Linked DNA regions of Homo sapiens: region 1 is linked to region 2. A link is a contact called in ENCODE Hi-C data. All regions are on one chromosome and are shown on one strand. The core of a region is the stretch at or near the end of the contact, and the rest is flanking DNA. Distances in the headings are between cores, read along the strand shown. Region 1 holds the start of ZNF18 (zinc finger protein 18). Region 2 has its middle 130 kb from the start of LINC00670.

The links. A loop is a pair of places that touch in the nucleus more often than their neighbours do. Pooled maps may share reads with other maps.
Region 1: a pooled map shows a loop between it and region 2 (3-fold over the local background). The contact joins the promoter of ZNF18 here to the enhancer-like site in region 2. A Hi-C loop is called at or near these places in 7 of 37 single-sample maps with no recorded cell type and 4 of 50 pooled maps.

The regions. Positions count from the first base shown.
Region 1 is chr17:11,995,887-12,002,525 of GRCh38, reverse strand. It overlaps ZNF18 (zinc finger protein 18), which reads left to right and starts at 5,051. Exons shown (of 7, transcript NM_001303281.2): 1 at 5,051-5,095. RefSeq lists enhancers at 4,483-4,562, 4,633-4,872, 3,987-4,970 and a silencer at 4,903-5,352.
Region 2 is chr17:12,416,124-12,422,892 of GRCh38, reverse strand. No RefSeq gene overlaps it. Among named protein-coding and RNA genes, the nearest start is that of LINC00670, 130 kb to the left of the region's middle. Within about 2 kb of position 1,417, at least 4 of the 41 ENCODE cell types and tissues checked have a DNase peak (open chromatin) inside an H3K27ac peak, as active enhancers do.

The DNA of each region.
Region 1 (6,639 bases), core at 3,802-6,301, 420 kb after region 2:
CGATTTTCTTATCTCTACAATGGGAACAAAGATATTTGCCATGTCTGACTCTCATCAATGTTAGACTATTTTTTTCCCTAATTAAAAAAGTTAATATCTTTTTTATTTTTTTATTTTATATATTTTTTTGAGACGGAGGCTTGCTGTTGCCAGGCTGGAATGCAATGACACGATCTCAGCTCACTACAACCTCTGCCTCCCGGGTTCAAGCTATTCTCCTGCCTCAGCCTCCTGAGTAGCTGGGACTACAGGCGCACACCACCACGCCCAGGTAATTTTTGTGTTTTCGGTAGAGATGGGGTTTCACTATGTTGGCCAGGATGGTCTCAATCTCTTGACCTCATGATCCACCCACCTTGGCCTCCCACAGTGCTGGGATTAACAGGCGTGAACCACTGGGCCCAGCCAAAAAGTTAATATCTTTTAGTTTGTAAGAAATAGACTTGATCCTGCAGTTTTATTTTGTTTTCTCCCTCCCACCTTTCATCCTTTCTTTCTTTCTTCTTTTTTTCCCACAAGGTTCTTTTGCTCTATTGCTTTTACTTTTTTTTAAACCTCTTCGAACAACTCAGAATTTTTATTTTAAAATATCTTTCAGATTGCTCTATTATCTCTGAATTTTGGAGTGCATGTGCTTTCATTTTTTTAGTAACTAGTGATTTTCATTTATAATAGATTTTTAAAAATTTATTTTTAGTTTTAATTCATGAATAATAATTATATATTTATGGGGTATAATGTGACGTTTTGACATAGGTATACATTGTAAAAGTTTAAATCAAGTTAATACATTCATCACCTCACCTACTTATTTTTTATGGTGAGAACATTTAAGATCTACTCTTTTAGTGATTTTGAAATATACTTTGTTTGTTTGTTTGTTTGTTTGTTTGTTTTGAGACGGAGTCTCTCTGTGTCCCCCAGGCTGGAGTGCAGTGGCGCAATCTCGGTTCACTGCAAGCTCCGCCTCCTGGGTTCATGCCATTCTCCTACCTCAGCCTCTAGAGTTGCTGGGACTACAGGCACCTGCCACCACGCCTGGCTAATATTTTGTATTTTTAGTAGAGATGGGGTTTCACCATGTTAGCCAGGATGGTCTTGATCTCCTGACCTTGTGATCCGCCCGCCTCAGCCTCCCAAAGTGTTGGGATTACAGGTGTAAGCCACCGCGCCCGGCCCGAGGTATGCATTATTATTAACTACGGTTACCACACTGTGCAATAGATTGCTAAAACTTACTCCTCTTGTTTAACTGGAACTTTTTGTACCCTTTGATCAACACCTCTCTATTCCCCGTTTTCTCTGTACGAGGATTTGTTTTTGGTGTGGCTTGTAACTTTTGACTTTAAGCTCCTCTTTAGTGGAGATTGTTTTCTGTGAGTGTTCCATGTGGCCTAGATTATGTGAGTACCCAGAAGCCTTGTTATTCAAAAATCAATCTCTACTCAAGAACATTTTTCAGTAATTGTCACTTTTCTCCCCTTCCATACAAATTTTTCCTCCCTACTGGATCATTCTAATCAGTGTGTAAGCATGCTGTAAGATCTCCTAATTTGTCTCATTTTGCTATTTCTTTTTATAGCAAAACTTCTTGAATGACTTGTCTATATTTGCTGCTCTAATTCTTCTCTTCTCGTTCCTTATTGAACTTATTCCATTCAGGATTTCTCTACTCCCAACCACTCTTATAAGGTCAAGGTCACCAGTGATTTTATACTCCTGTTGCTCAGTCAATTCTTAATCCTCATCTTACATTTGATCATGGCATTTGATTAGTTGATGATTCTTTCTTTCTTCCTTTCTTTCTTTCTGACAGAGTTTCGCTCTTGTTGCCCAGGCTAGAGTGCAATGGTGTGATCTAGGCTCACTGCAACCTCTGCCTCCTGGGCTCAAGCGATTATGGGTTTATACCTTTTCTTAAGGTGCCAGTTTGTATATTACAGGCGTGCACCTCCACGCCCAGCTAATTTTGTATTTTTAGTAGAGACAGGTTTTCTCCATGTTGGTTAGGCTGGTCTCGAAGTGCAGACCTCAGGTGATCTGCCCATGTCGGCCTCCCAAAGTGCTAGGATTACAGGCGTGAACCACCACACCCAGCAATTCCTTCTTTCTTTGAACACTTTATGCAGTTGGCTTCCCGGATACCACTCTCTGTTTTCCTGCTACCTCAGTGGCTCCTCAGTTTCTTTCTCCTTTAATAGATTTTTCTTATTACCCTGACCCTATATGTTGGCGTGGTCCAGGGCTTGGTCTTTATAGTGCTTCTCTTTATTGTCACTCATTGTTTCATGGCCTAAACGTTTATGGGTGGGCCTGGTGGCTCGCACCTGTAATTCCAGCACTTTGGGAGACTGAGGTGGGTGGATCACCTGAGGTCAGGAATTTGAGACCAGCCTGGCCAACATGATGAAACTTCATCTCTGCTAAAAATACAAAAAGTAGCTGGGCACGGTGGCAAGCATGTGTAATCCCAGCTACTCAGGAGGCTGAGGCAGGAGAATCACTTAAACCTGGAGTCGGAGGTTGCAGTGAGCTGAGATTCTGGCACTACATTGGGCAACAGAGCAAGATTCTGTCTCAAACAACAACAACAACAAAAACTTTTGCAATTTCCTCTGCCTGGAGGTTCCCACAGATACACGCAAGGCTTGCGTCTTAATTAACTTCCGGTCTGGATTCAAGCCTGTTTTATCTGTTAGTCCTTCCCTGACCATCCTATATAACTTGCACTCCATCTCTAACAGTACCTCTCCTCCTTACCCCAATGTAATTTTCTTCACAACACCTATAATTACCACTTGTGCACTTATTTATTGTCCAGCTCACCCTACAAAATATAAGTCTTGGGAGGGCTGGGACTTTGTGTGTTTAGTTCATTCTTGCATATATAGCTATTGGAAGAGTGCTGGGCACATCATCTGGTAAATATTTATTGAATGAGTAAGTGAATAATAGAAATAGATGACACCTTTTCATTATTTCCTAAGCTGAGGTAGATATCTCCCTATTTTAAAAAATATTTTGATTGTTCAGCCTGTTTCGAAATAAGTGTTTATGCCTTTTCCTAAGGTGCCAGTTTATAAAGAAATTATTAAACTTCAAAGTGTCATTTTCATATCAGGAACCATCTACCAGGATTAGAGTTCTCAAACTGAGGTTTGTGGGTTCCAAGGATGGGTTTCAAGGCTGTGTTAGCTCCCTGGATTTGAGTGCAAAGTGTTGTATGTAGATGTGTATGTGCATTTTTCTTGGGAAAAATTTTACCTTCCATCAGATTCACAAAGGAGTCAGAACCCAATTAATGGTTTTGAATTACTGTTATCTTCCTTGGGTGTTGATCAGCTAAAAGCGAACACATTGAAGATAAAACTCCTATAATCTTCCCCTCTAAACCACCTTATCTCTTGACTTTCTTAGAAGCAGAGCACATTGATGTTGGAAGCAATACCCAATGAAGGTGTCCCTCTAAATGTGCCTGGTAAATTGTTAGCCATGCTGTCCTCAGGAACTCAAAGCAGCGCCATCAATCACATGAATGTTAGAAACGTCCAGCTAGGTGCCATGGCTCATGCCTGTAATCCCAGCACTTTGGGAGGCCAAGGTGGGTGGATCACTTGAGGTCACGAGTTCGAGACCAGCCTGGCCAACATGGTGAAACCCCGTCTCCACCAAAAATACAAAAAAAAAAAAAAAAAAAAAAAAAGACTAGAAACTTCCACCTATGTCAGGCTGAAACAGTAGTTTCACACATAGGATCTTGTTCAGACCCTGGGACTTAAGAGAACATGTCGAATCCCTTTTCCGCTGGTCACTTTTCAGGTACATGAAGATGTAATCCCATCCCCGCATCAAGCTTTATTTCTCCAGAGGAGGATCTTTAATTCTTGTAAACATGGGACAGGTACAGGACATGTTATGATAATGACAGGTACAGGACATGTTATGATAATGACAGGTACAGGACATGTTATGATAATGACAGGTACAGGACATGTTATGATAATGACAGGTACAGGACATGTTATGATAATGACAGGTACAGGACATGTTATGATAATGACAGCTCTTCTTTAAATTTTTATTTTTTATTTATTTTATTTCCATAGGTTATTGGGGAACATGGCAGCTTTTTTTGAATACCCTCCTCTTTGCCAGTTGCCCAAGGTGGAACACCCAAACTTTGACATGATACTTCCATTAATGCAACTTAGTATCACAAGTTGATGTCGTGGCCCAGCACAGGATGGCCTGGAAACCGGCAACACTGGACGCTGGGGAAAGGGTAAGAAGGTCTTGACCATTACAAATGGTGTGGAACTGAGCCGAGGGAGGGATAGTGAGAAGGGAGAGAGGGTGAGGTGTCTGAGAGACAATGAGGTCAAATCAGAGGATTCAGCCATTGTTGGCGTGTGGGAAAGGGAAGGAGAAGGGAAGAGTCAGGGATGACATTTGTTGAGAGAGAGAGAGAGAAGAGAGAGAGACGCAGGTGGAAAGAGGATGGCACCACATTGGACTAGCCCCAACGGAATGGGGAGAAGTGGGAGAGGACCCAGGGGATGCAGAGCTGATGAGAGTGGGAGAACCAAGACAGAGGAAGAAGGTTGGGGCAAATCAAGTGTCTCAGGGAGGCCCAGTGAGGCAAGAACGGAAAGGAGAAAGGCGGCGGTTAAGAATCAGGGATAATGGCAGAGCGTTGCAGCTCTGCGGGTGGGACTGGGCGGAAGGGTTTGGGAGAGACAAAGAAATGATCTTTGAAGGCCTCGCAGTGCTTGGCCGAGTGCCTGGCACAGAATAGGTGCGCAATAAATGACGGGTGAGAAGTGAAGGAACTCAGGAACAGTGATTAGTGAGTGAGTGACGGAAGGAACGGAGGATGGCGTTGGCTCGGGAACCTCGCTGCCATGTCGGTGGAGGCTCCTGGGCTGCAACGCCAGAGAGAGGCGGGGCGTCCCCGACGGCCAATAGGAGCTTCGGTATCAGCTCCGCCCCCGCCCCCTAGCTCCGCCCGGTGCCGCACGTCGTTCGCCTGCCGCCTGAGGCGCGCGCAGCCACCCAGCTCCCGGAAGTGCGCCCGGAGCCGGCGCCGCGGGCCGAGGTGAGCGCGCTTGCGGGGCGGTCCCGGCCTCCGGCCGCTCGGGGTCAGGCCTTGCGCTATCTGCGTCCGCACCTGACTCAGCTGGGCACCCCGGAGCTACGGAGGGGCCAGCGGGCTCCCTTGCCCATGCGTCTGGGAGCGCGCGGGGGACGTGGCGAGTGCGGGGCCGGGGCAGCCATGGCTGGGAGTGGACCGTGGGTGCGGGGGGATGTGTGAACCCCGTCCCGGCTCTGCATTCCTGCGCCTCTGCGCCCCGCGGGACCGGCCGGGTCTCTGCACTGGGACCGAAAACGGGCTCCTCCCCGCTGTCTTCCCCTAAGGGCTGAAAATGAGTCTCTGGAAGAGGAAACCCGATGGGATGATGCCTGGAGTCTCTCCCTCTCTCATCAGAGTGCAGTCGGCATTTGGGGGGCGCATGGTGGAGAATACATATCCAATGAGCAGCGCTGCCCTGGCCTCGAGCACTAAATGCCAGTTCCCCTAGCTGCTTGTGACAACCAGAAAACGCCCCAACAAATCACCAGACGTTGGCAGTTCTCCCCAAAGCAAAGGCTTTAGAGCTTCCTGGGTTAATCTGGCTGCCACTTGTGAGCCTCGGAGGTTCCTGATCTGTACACCAGGGTAATTGTGGGAATTGGAAATACATGAACCGAGCTTAATAATGAGCCGATACGTAGTAGGTGCTTAACAAATGGTTACTTATATATGTAACCATGTATGTAACCACTTGTGTATATTACACCTAGAATGCACTTTTAAAAATTCATTCTATTTGTTAAAGGTTTAATAACAGGTATAACAGACAACCTTATTTTTTTTTCATAACTAATGGGGGCAGTTCCTCATGAGGTTATCGGAATATAAACTCTATTAAATTTTTAATACTATATAAAGTAATTTAATTTTGAATAATCGAGACATTTTTCTTACACACTACCTGGGAGTATAATATTACTAACAAAAGATTTAAGTATTTTATAAAATCTGTAGTTTTTCCAAAATGTCATTTCTCTTAAATATTATCTAAACTGCTATCTTAATTTAGGAAACAGATAAATTGCAGTAAGTTTACAGGTCGGTATCTTGCTATCTAAAATCTTGCCGCTTGTTATTTGAAACTCTTGAGCCAAATAGGTTGGATTTACAAAGCAAGGTATTTTTAAAAATATATTTATTCGTTTTTTAAGATGTTATTTGAAACTGTAGGTTTACCTCTGAGCTAAAGCTGCTTTTCAGGTGGTTTGATAATGCTGTCATTGTCACTCAGTATGAAAACATATTTTAATTTCCTTTGTGATTTTTTTCTTTGACTATGGGTTAAGAGCATTATTTAGTAATTTCCATAAATTGGGATTTTCTAGTTATTGTTATTGATTTCTACTTTAATTGCACTATGATCAGAGAATATATTTGAACCCAGGAAGCTCTAAAGTTTTCCATTTGACCTTTCTGGTTTTGTTTCTCTTGTGTTCCTTTTCTATCAGATATTGGGTTTTTGAGTGTTTTTTGGTATTGCTTTAATGGCTTTTTAGCAATACCACTTT
Region 2 (6,769 bases), core at 168-2,667:
AGCGTGGCGGTGCTGTGACACTGAGCAGCTGAGGACTCCCGCACTTGGCAGCCTCCCCAGCATGCTGCACTGTGGCAGACGGCCAGAGACCTGCACTGCAGGGTGTGTGGATCCGTGCACACAAGTACACTCCGCACACACACGAGCAAGCGCACACACATAAGAGCAGGTGAGGCACTCTGTCATCGGTGGATGCTTCATTTCTTTTATGTAATTTCTACCCCGGCGCAACTGTGCTATGTACAGTCTTGTCCTGGGGTCTTGGTTTCTTTCATGTGGTTCTTTGTGCTAACAAGATTAAATCAGTTCCAATAGGTACTGGTTTAATGGAGATGATAAACTTTTATTGAACTTGAGCACATTAAAATGAAATGTAAGCAATAGGTGATTTTGGCATTTGCCTGGGGTCTCTTCCAATTTGAATAAAGCCAGTATGCCTTCTCTGGAAAATAACAGCTCCAAGCCCGGCTCACTTTATGTGCTTAATTAAAATCTATTTTTGTGGTACAAAAAGGAGCTAAACAATGTAACGTTCCTTCTCTTCAACTATGAAAACAAAGATAGACGAATACTTTCTGCAAAACGGAGCTCTACCTTTTGCACAAAGAGCAGGTAATGCGCTGCTTTTGTTACAGCAGCCTGTCTGCTAATCCGTGATCTGTTTTGTCTGTGAACGGGATTATCATGGTGGTTTATTGAATAAGAGCCAAAAACGACGTTAAGTAAACTGTTTACACGAAGCCACTGGGCTGAAAAATCCAAACTCAGACTCATTTCAGGTTTTAACCACAGTAAACTTTATTATAGTTTCAACCGGACAGTTAAAACCTTTCAGGGCCTGTGCAATTGCTGAATGTGTAAAACACGAGACCACGGCTCTCCGTAGAAATTGGGGAAGTGTAAATATCAAAGTCAGCCTCTGAAGGTTGCCTTTCTCTGCAGCTCTCTGTGGGGCTTTCACTGGGGCCCGGATTTCAGCCAGGCTCCACGGCCAGGCCCCTGTCACTGTCTTTGCCAGTCCTGTAAGTCAAGAGAAGGAGGTTTGGCTGTCCAGTGTGGCAGGGGGCAGGCATGGAGCCTGTCACTAATCCCTAGCCTGATTCCTCGGGGCAGACATCTTTATGTCTCTAGGGGGCTGGCAGGAATACACCTGCCCTCTTCTGACCTCCATGGTGGCCGCCAGTTCGAAAGGGTCAAAATGAGTTTTTTATTAATGTCTACTCATGCCCTTTGTGCATCTTAAATTCTACTCTGGGGCCAGAACATTTCACAAGACGTGCTTTGATCTGTTTGAAAACAGACAAAAGACCAAAAGAATAGAAACATCAACCAAGGAAGCGCAACTTTAACACATTGTTTTGTCTCCTTGTGGACTCTGCAGAGAAAGCCAAATGGAGCGTTCCCGTCTGTGTGCAGCATGTAAACAGAAGTAACTCTAAAGATCACTTCTCCGGGACGTTTTAGTTGACAGATCAGGAAACTGGCACTCAGGAAAATGTTTCTGGACTGTTAGATTTTTTTTTTTCTGAGCTCAACTTTCCCAGAATTGTCTTTTGCAGTCCCTTGGACTACAAAAAAGCTCTGTCCTTTTGACCTCATACCAGTAATCTTTTAACTCCCTTAGTCTTCATTCATTCATTCATTCATTCATCCATTCATTCATTCAAGGTCCATCTAGGTGCCAGACACCGTGTTAGATGTGGGCAATGCAAAATAAGACAGGGCATCCGACCTCAAGGGCTCCCAGGCAAGTTGAGCGACAGGTGGATAAACAGGTAATTATAAAACTGAAAAACACATGGTTAAATAAAGGAATTGAGTCTCCTGGGAAGACAGGTGCCTCTTCTCCAACTCCTTCTCAGCTCTTCCTGCTCTCCTGACATCTAGATGCTGAAGGTCCCACGGACTCAGTCTAGGCCTTCTTTTCTCCTCTGTCTACACTGTTCCCCTGGGTGATCTCCTCCAGGCCCAGAGCTTTGAATAATTCTATACTGATGACTCCGTTTTTCTGTCTCCAACTCTGACTCCTCCCTGGAGCTCTACCTTCTTATAGCCCTCTTCCTGTTTGACTAGATCCATGTGACTGATTAAAAAGACATCTCAAGCTTATATCCAAACTGTAACTCCTGATCTCCGCCTGTCCACAATGCCCACTTCCTTCCCTGGCTTTCCCCATTGGCCCAGTTGTTCTAGGAAACACCCAGGAGGTAGCTTTAACTCCCTTTCCCCCCGACCCACTCCACATCCAGTTTATCAGCCAGTTCTCTGGGTTCCACCTCCAAGTGGATCTGGAGCCACCCTCTGCCCCCGTGGCCCTTGAAAAAAAAAATCCCTCTTCAATTCCTAGCACTTCCTGCCTGCATTCCTACAATAGCAGACCTGTCCTCCACTTCCCATCTGCTTTCAGATGGAACAGCAGAAGAGTGATCTTCTTAACCCTTGGATGATATAACACCACTCCTCCACTTGAAATCCCCCAAAAGGATGAAACTTCCATTTTTGATAGCGTCGGAATAACAGGGACTAGCCTTATGCTCTAGTATGAAATAACTAAAACACTACACAAAGAGTATAAAACAATGGTATACAAAACATTCAACCGAGATTCAAAACAAAGGAAGAGTCCTTCGATTGCCCCAGCTACTGCCCCAAGAGAATTTGTTTTGTTTTTGTTTTTTTGGAGACGGAGTTTCGCTCTTGTTTCCCAGGCTGGAGTGCAATGGTGCGATCTAGACTCACCGCAACCTCCACCTCCCGGATTCAAGCGATTCTCCTGCCTCAGCCTCCCAAGTAGCTGGGATTACAGGCATGTGCCACCACACCCAGCTAATTTTGTATTTTTAGTAGAGACGGGGTTTCTCCATGTTGGTCAGGCTGGTCTCGAACTCCCGACCTCAGGTGATCCGCCCGCCTCAGCCTCCCAAAGTGCTGGGATTACAGGCTCCAGCCACCGCGCCTGGTCTGAAGAGAATTTCTAGGGAAACCAGGCAGGGCTTGGTGGCCTTGTGGAGCTGAGGAGACAATACTAGTAGTCTGGGAGGCCAAGGAAGTCAGAGTTGTGGGATTCAGGGGAGAACGCTGGAGAAGAGAGAGCTGCAAGACAGCTCCTGAGACCTACACAGGGTCCCCTCAAGTCTTGTGCTGAGTGCTGCCCAATGCATATCTGTGAGGAAACAGAGGCCAGGGAAAGAACTACTTGAAAAGATTAGAGGGAACAATTCTTTTTTTTTTTGAGGCGGAGTCTCGCTCTGTTGCTCAGGCTGGAGTGCAGTGGTGCAATCTCGGCTCACTGCAAGCTCTGCCTCCCAGGTTCATGCCATTCTCCTGCCTCAGCCTCCAGAGTAGCTGGGACTACAGGCTCCTGCCATCACGCCCTGCTAATTTTTTGTTTTTTAGTAGAGATGGGGTTTCACCGTGTTAGCCAGGATGGTCTCAATCTCGGGACCTCATGATCCGCCCACCTCGGCCTCCCAAAGTGCTGGGATTACAGGCGTGAGCCACCAGGCCCCGCCCCTAGAGGGAACAATTCTTTAGAATTCACATGAGACTGGGAATCATTCCTGTTTCCACCAGCTGGAGTGGAAGACCTAAAGATGGGCCTCAAATCAAAGACCTTAGCTTTCTTCTTAAATAAACTAGAAAAGAACATGTTAAACTCCAAATAAAAAAATGAAATAATAAAAATAGGGCAAAATCCAATTAGATATGAAACAGAAAACATAGTGGAGAAAATAAATGAGATCAAAGGGTGGTTATGTGAGAAGTTCAATAAATTTAATAAACCTCCAGCCAGACTTATCAACTTTTGGGGTGAAGGGGATGCAAACGAAAGATATTAGAAATGAGAGATCAGTAAAAATGAGACCTCACTAAAAATTATACAGAAAGTAAAAGGATGATAAATGCTTATTGTGAACCACCTTATGGCAATAAATTTGAGAACTTAGAAAAATAGGCAAATTCCCTGAAAAACATATAACTAATGTTTGCTTAAGAAGAGAAAGAGAACCTGAATAGATAATCCTGTATCTATTTTTTAAAGTTGAATTTGTAGTTTAAAACCTTCTAACAAAAAACCCTCCAGCCTCAGGCAGCTTCCCTAGTGAAGTCTCCCAAACATTAATAAGAAATAATACCAGTTAGAATAAACTTTTAAAGAATAGGGAAGAGAAGGAATGCTTCCCAACCCATTTTATGAGGCCAGCATTACTTTGACATCAAATCCAGGCAAAGATATTACAAGAATAAAAAAACCACATACATGCAAATTTTCTAAACAAAATCTTAGCAAATTCAATTCAACAATATATAAAAAGCATAATAAATCATGATCAAGTAGGGATTATTCCAGGCATGTAAGTTTAGTTTAACATTCCAAACAATCAACTAATAGTCTTAAAAAGAAAAAAAAAAAGCAAGATGATCATCTGCAAAGATAGAGAACAAGCACTTGATAAAATACAGCACCCATTCCTGATGAAAACACTCAGCAAACTAAGAATAGAAGAGAGCTTAGCCTGATAAAAGGAATCTATGAAAACCTACAAGCCACACACACTTACACAAGTACATACTTTATGATTTCATTTACATAAGATTCTGGAAAATAGAAACTAATTTACAGGGACATGAAGCAAATCAGTGGTTGCCTGGAGCTGGGGTCAGGTAGGGTTTTGAGTGGGGTTTTGAGGACCATGACAAAACTTTTGGGAATGATGGATATGCTCATTATCTTGATCATGATGATAATTTCACGGGGGTATAATTTGGTGTCATCTCATGGTGTGAGATGATTTGCATGTCTGTCCTCTCCAAATCGCAGGTTGAAATGTGATTCATAATGTTGGAGGTGAGGCCTCGTGGGAGGTGATCGGATCATGGAGGTGGAACCCTCATGAATGGCCTAGCACCATCTCCTGGGTGATGAGTGAGTTCTTACTCAGTTACTACATGTGAGATCTGGTTGTTTAAAGAGTCTGGGACCTCCTCCCTCTCTCTCTTGCTCCCGCTCTCACTGTGTGACATACTGGTTCCCTGTCCCCTTCCGCCATGATTGCAAGCTTCCTGAGGCCCCACCAGAAGCAGATGCCAGCACCATTCTTCATGTAAGGCATGCAGAACTGTGGGCCAAATAAACATGTTTTCTTTATACACTACCCAGCCTAAGGTATTTACTTACAGCAATGCAAGAATAGCCTAACACAATATGTCAAAACATATCAAATTGTGTATTTCAAATATGTTGTTTATTGCATGTCAATTATACCTCCATAAAGCCATTTTTTAAATCCTTCAAAAGTTTAACATTGCTTTTAGAATAAAACTCAAAGTGTCCTCATGGCTCTACATGACCAAGTGCCTACTAATTTTCAAGCTAATCTTCTACCACTCACAAATGGCCCAGAAAAACTGCTGATCAAATGTGCAAAGCTATTTCCTGCCCCAGGTCCTTTGCACTTGCTTCTCTCGCTGCATGGTGTGCTCATTCTCCAGCACCTTATTTAGTTGGCTCTGTCATATTTTCCAAGTCACAGTTCAAATACCAGGTCTTAGAGACCTTTTCTAATCCTTTATATGTTAAATAGATCCCTCCCAGATACTCTTGTCTGCTATTGCCTTATTTATCACTTTTACAGTACTTACACATTCTTTATCTTTTTAGTCCTTTGTTTGCTTGTTTATTCTTTATTTCCCCCAGGAGAATGTAAGCTCCTGGAGGGCAGAAATCCACTCTGTCTCATTCATGCCTCTACCCCTAGGAACCAGCACAGTGTCTGGCATAAAGTACATTCTCAACACATACTTACTTACGAATTAGGGAATGAGAGCAATGAACTGGGAAGAAATTGAAAGAGAATTCATGGAAAAAGTGACATGGAAGCCCAGCTTGGGAAGAATTGATATTAGGAAGGCATAGGGTGAATAGGTGGCCCTTGGCATTGACAGATGCAGGTTCATTCCAGCTTGAGCCTTATAATTATGCAATTCTGGATGAGATATTTTAAATCATCTGTTTCCCTATTTATAAAATAGGGCTGCAAGTAACTATTTTAGAGGGTTACTGTGAGAAACGAATGATGTATATGTAAAGATATGTGTTGCAGTGCCTGGAGTGTGGTAGCGACTCAACAAATGAGTTCTATTTTCTTTCCCAATTTCAGCCAGAAAAACATCAAGGGGAAAATCATGTTTACAAGAAAGGGCATGAAATATGTTATGCACTAAATGTTTGTGTCTTCTCTAAATTCATTTAGTTCCTAACTCCCAGTGCAATGGTATTTGGAGGTGGGGCTTTGGGAAGTGGTTCCATCATGTGGGTCAAACCCTCATGAATGGAGCTAACGTCCTTGTAAAAGAGGACTGAGGGCTGAATGCGGTGGCTCATGCCTGTAATCCCAGCCCTTTGGGAGGTTGAGGTGGGTGGATCACCTGAGGTCAGGAGTTTGAGACCAGCTTAGCCAACATGGCAAAACCCCGTCTCTATTAAAAATACAGAAAAATTAGCCAGGTGTGTTGGTGGGTACCTGTAATCCCAGCTACTTGGGAAGCTGAGGCAAGAGAATTGCTTGGATCTGGGAGGTGGAGGTTTCAGTGAGCCGAGATCATGCCATTGCACTCCAGCCTGGGCAGCAGAGTGAGACTCTATCTCCAAAAAAAAAAAAAGGAGGACTTAGGGAGCTCATTGTCCCCTTCCACCATGTGAGGACACAGTGAGAAGACAGTGGGTCATCTGTGAACAAGGAAGCAGGTCCTCACCAGACACCAAATC